2 separate regions of the Mus musculus genome follow, and region 1 is linked to region 2. Evidence: chromatin loops called from intact Hi-C (ENCODE). Cell type or tissue: left cerebral cortex. All regions are shown on one strand.

What was found. Peaks named below come from ENCODE experiments on the same cell type or tissue, not always from the same donor. Only the 100,000 strongest peaks of a DNase experiment are listed, where the experiment ranks them.
Region 1: a loop joins it to region 2, with 2.2 times the contacts of the local background. A loop is called at or near these places in 2 of 42 quality-filtered maps.

Annotation. Positions count from the first base shown.
Region 1 is chr4:120,538,521-120,541,020 of GRCm38, reverse strand. It overlaps Ctps (cytidine 5'-triphosphate synthase), which reads left to right. Exons shown (of 19, transcript NM_016748.2): 19 at 367-1,153. Among named protein-coding and RNA genes, the nearest start is that of Slfnl1, 7.5 kb to the right of the region's middle. In left cerebral cortex, no CTCF peak of the experiment used is centred here; a DNase peak (open chromatin) is centred at 1,400.
Region 2 is chr4:120,229,293-120,231,792 of GRCm38, reverse strand. All of the region lies in intron 1 of Gm36134 (a long non-coding RNA gene), which reads left to right. Among named protein-coding and RNA genes, the nearest start is that of Gm36134, 32 kb to the left of the region's middle. In left cerebral cortex, a CTCF peak has its summit at 1,318 (motif pointing left); a DNase peak (open chromatin) is centred at 1,316.

The sequences.
Region 1 (2,500 bases), 310 kb before region 2:
TGAGCTGCAGATTCTGAGATTTGTCATCTCACAGAGTAAGTTGGAGACTGACAGGGAGATGTCTGTCCACCTCTGTCTTCCATGTATTGTGTAAGCACACACATAGAAGCACTTACATTTCTCCACTTGTCAGTCATTGGGAGTTGCCTGTCCCTCAGCAGCCTTGAAACAGGCTGGTGCTGTCAACAGAAAGCTTGTATCTGGCTGAGACAGAGGCTGCTGCAAGGCCTTGAAGGTCTGTGGATTGCAAACATAGGCTCCTGCCATTCTCCTGCAGGAACAGGCCTTGTTCCCTGTGTGCTGGCAGCTAAGTTCTGACACTTTAATAAACATCATATAATTCTAGCTTTTTGTTTTTCTTTACAGGATGAGTCTTCAACTTCAGCTTTGACAGTTTACAACTATGATTTTACATCCTGCTTTTGACACTTCTTTTAAATTATGTTTTTATTAAGATTATTTTATTATGGGGGAAAAGCATTTGGAAAACTTTGTCACTTGCATGTCCCGTCATTTATACTTGATCCTGCAACACATGTATTTGTGCGACAATAATACCTTTGCAGTTTTTGTGCTTCTGTGATGGGAAACAGGACTCTGGATGGAACCTGATGGTGGCTGCTGGCTGTGGTTAAGGGCCATCAACCACCTTGTTTTCCAGCCACTCGAGTCACTGTCATTGGAGTGAATTGCTGTTGTCTCCCTGGGGTGCCAGGACTCCCGGTGCTGGGCTGCTAACTGGGTGTTGCTGACATCTCAGTGCTGCTGAGTTACAGGGGACTAGGTGCCAGCTGTGGTTGCCCTCGCCATCCAGAGGGTTGTTTGGTTCTTTGGTACATCAAACTCTGTCTGTATAAAGTATCATATAAAAACCCCGGGTCTCTGGCTACACTTTCTATTCCTGGGGCTGAGAAAACTCCTTGCATCAAGGGGTCAAGAAACACGGAATTTTAGGGTAACCGGTTCTAAAGCCCTCTCTTGTGTGTGCACCGTTGGCTTGAAGGTATTTTTTTTCTTCCAGAATGGTGTTATTGCATTTGAAATGCAATTTGAAGTTATTTTCTTAATGTGATATGGCAATGGGCATGACCATGTGCCTACAGTATGGTGGTTAGCTTGATGCATATCTAACTTAATAAATAATGCAGAACCATTGGTGTGCTTTCTCTTGTCACTGGCTGGGGTGCTTTTCCATGGGCACTGAGCTTCAATGCCAGGGCTTCTCCTGGGCCAGCCTCAGTGAGCAGTCTGAGTATCAAACTAAGATGCAAGCCTTAGTAGCAACTAGGATTTCTCAGCAAGTCAGTTTGGTTGTCATGACATGTGTTCCAAGGGATTAAAAGCCAGTTGGTGCTGTGTGACGTAGCAGGAAGAGAAGAGAGGAGCCATATGCTGCCTGAACAGGATCCTTTGCACACTACAGACAGGTAATCATACAGGGAGCCAGGCAGCTGACCATGGGCTTTCCTAACCAGCTGTTAGGTTTTCTTTCCCACTTTGCACTCATTCAGAAGTTCAAGGTCACGGGGCAGGGGCAGTTCACTTTCCAAAGTGAATTATGCAGTGTTGGTGACATTGGTATTGACTGACTCGGGCTACTGGCCTGGCTGTGTATAGACAGTAACTTCCTTCACTTGCTACAAGTTGAAACGGGGCACTGGGTAGGAAACTGTGTCTCATCTGTTTGCCTAACTCCTACCTCAGATTCCTCATTTTCTAGTCCAATGTCACTGTCACTCTTGAGACCCAGAGCCCCACTCTTCTAATTCCTGTTCAAAAGCATCCTATCCTGTATTTGTGTTCATTTCTGTGAGCTCACAGCTTTCTTCTGTAGGGATCCGGTCTGGCTATGGGATGATTCTAAGCTCTTCCCACACAAAGGGCCTACTGCTGTTGTCACAATAGAGAGGGCTTGGCTGGGTGTGGAATGGTTTGGAAGAGCCATCTCTTAATGTCTTTCTACTGATGAAGATGGCCTCGCTAGACCAATCGCCACATAGTAGCTGCATGCATGACCTGTCAGCAAAAGGAAGCCCACACACACACACCCCACCCTGGCTCTCCAGAGCTTGCCATGCGCTGACGATCCTGACAGGACCAGATGCTTGGTGGTGCTGGAAGGCGCCCTCTATGATTAGTGACTACCAGTGCGCAGCGGCTTCTCCCTCATGTCCTTAGTGTGCTGACCTCAGGCTTAGGGGAGGGATAAGGGCAGGTGGCAGCTGTGTTCCCTGTTCCCTGCTTTTGCCAAAACAGCTTCCAGAGAAAGTACTTCTGCGGGTGGTAGTACCTGGACCAGAATCTAGCACGGTGCTTGGCCCGTGCATGTGTGATGCCCAGAAACATCCTTCTCCTCTCACCTTTTGAATGATGGCTTTATTTTTTCATTCATTCATTCATTCATCCATTCATCCATTCATTTTGGTTATCCTGTGTGGGAAGCCACATGTGCCGTTGCTGAGTGGCACTGACTACTGCTGGCCACCATGCATAAGATTGG
Region 2 (2,500 bases):
TTAAGGGTCTAGGGGATAACAGGCCTTGTCCCTGGAGGTGGCTGTAGTTTGTTCCCACAGGCTTAAAACCAGATTTCCTGCTCCTCCCCCACCCATTCTATCTTTCCTCTACCTAGACCAGTCTACAGAAGTCTGCTGTTTAAGAGGAGGTTGCTGTGAGGCAGAAGGAGAGCAACATGGGCGACAGGACACATAGCTGGTAATGGGCAAGCAGAAATATGAACCTTATGACTTCAGTGTTGGTCAAAAATGCACCTGAGTACCTATGCCCTGTGAGCGATGAGGGTTAGCAGGCACTAGGGCACATAGCGGGTACTTGCCAGATATGAATTCCCTCTGTCTCCAAAACCTCCTCTGTACAGCATGCCATACAAGAGGGTAAGAGGTGGGAGCTATAGGGCCAAGGGCCCCAGCTGAGCTTCAAGCCCATCTTAGAGGAGACTCCAGAGACAGATTGGGGCTTTGAGGCTCTCATCTCCTGGCAACGCGACCCTGGGGAACCTGCCTGTCTGCCTTCAGTGCCCCAGGGAACCTTGCTCAACCGTCATCCCCATGAGGTGGTGTCTGCCCCCCACCCCAGCCTTTGGAGCAGAGTTAGCAGAGAGGCAGAGGCAAGGGTTGTGAGGGCGAAGCTAAGGCTCCTCTCCTTGTCTTCCTGCCTGGCTCTCTTTCCGAGACCTCCTTGTCTCCACCTCTCTTCTGATGGCTCTGTTCTGCTCTCTTCTCCATCTCTACTCTTCCTCCTCTGCCTCTCGAGGCTCCTTCTCTCTCAGGCCTGGCTTCAGGCACTACCCACCTGTCTCCTACCCTCGTTGCATCTTTTATGACTCTTTAAAACCCTTTCCACTCCTCTGTGGATGTTCCCTGTTTCTTTCTCTCTGTACCCAGTGCCTCTTCCATTCTCCACTCAGAGCCTCCACCATCAGGCTTGCTGCTTTTTCTTGTCTACCTGAAGCCCAGGGGCTTTAGGGGCTGGTGCTCCAGCTTTTCTTGACTGCGGCACAGAGGTTTTCTGCCACGTTCAAGGGCATCTGTTGGCTTTGGGAGTCCAAAATTCACAGCCAGCCAATCCTCTTCTCTTTCAGTTTCCCTGTGACGTGGGTCTAAGACCTCTTGTGGGGATATCTGGGTGTTAGTCTACTATGGTAAGGCCAAGATGGCAACCCTTTTCAGGTAGCCGGATCTCTGTTCTCACCCTGGGTGGCCTCCACCTGCTGTAGCCTTCCTGTCAAGACAGCCTCCTCTGTCAGGCTGGGTCTCGGAGCCAGTAGGTGCACCTGACCAGCCTCAGCTGCAGCTTGGCGCCTCCTAGTGGTAAGCAGTAGACACAGCCGCCTCTCTTGGCTCCACCTGCTGGGCTTTGCTGAGCCACAGTGGGCACCAGAAAGGAGCTACACACTTGAGTCCGGGAGCTGCCAAGCACACCCTCAGTGCTCCTTGGTATTGTGATAATTATGCACCCCAGAGGTCCCGGGTCAGAGCCCATGTCTGTGAGGGGTCTTCCCTCAGAGGCTACAAGGGTGGCTTCTGCTCTGCACGACAGCAGATGTGTGTGACCCCACCACAAATGGCCACTCATCATGGGCCTCTGTGTCCAACAAGTATCTATTGACTCTTACAGGCAACGTCAGGGCAAGGAGAGCCTGGCTGTCATTTTCCAGGTGTGGAAGCAAAGGCTAGAGGAGGAGGGACGGTCGAGGTCATCCCATGTCATCGTGTGGGCGTGTGGCCCAGTTGATCCTCTGGCTCCCTGCTTCGCTCAGGAGGGTGACTCAGTCATTCTGTGGACTGTTGAAGAGTCTCGTATCTGGGAGACTCTGTCTAGGCGGGGTCATGAGAGAGTACGGAGACAGTGCCACATGCTAGGACCAGAGAGGCTGATTTGTGGTTTTTAAGTTTATCTATGCGAGCCCAGATTTTCAGAAGTCAGCAGCAACCACCTGTGGAAGTGTAGTGCATAGAGACACGGAAGGAGGAGGCATGACCCTGGCTGTGCCTGACACAGTGATTAGCACAGGTAGTGTGTTGTCTCTGGACAGAGAAGGGGGAGGGATTATCTGGTCCCTGGGCCTTGTGGGAGTAGGGTTCATGACTCAGAGGCACACCCTCTAGCCTGGTATCTTCCACAGGCTTTCCAGTACCAGTGTGTGCCAGGCCATGCCAGGAGACAGGACAGCCGATCTGCCATCCCCATGGAGGCTGCAAAACATAAAGTATTACTCCAGAAATTAGCCTCTCACATTCCAGGATAACAGAGACCAGAAGTAGAGACATGAGGCAGGAGGTGACCCCTTGGTGACACTCTGTGCCGAAGGGAATGTTCTAGAGCTCATTTTGGGTGGGAGATGTGTGCAGGATATCCAGGTAGGTTCACGGGGAGCAGTTCACATCTGATGCCTGCATTTTGATGAATGCAAATTTCACCGCCATCTGAAAGATGACAACTAAGCTACACTCCCGACTAAGACTGAGGCAGGAAGGGAAGAGCAAGCTGGGATAT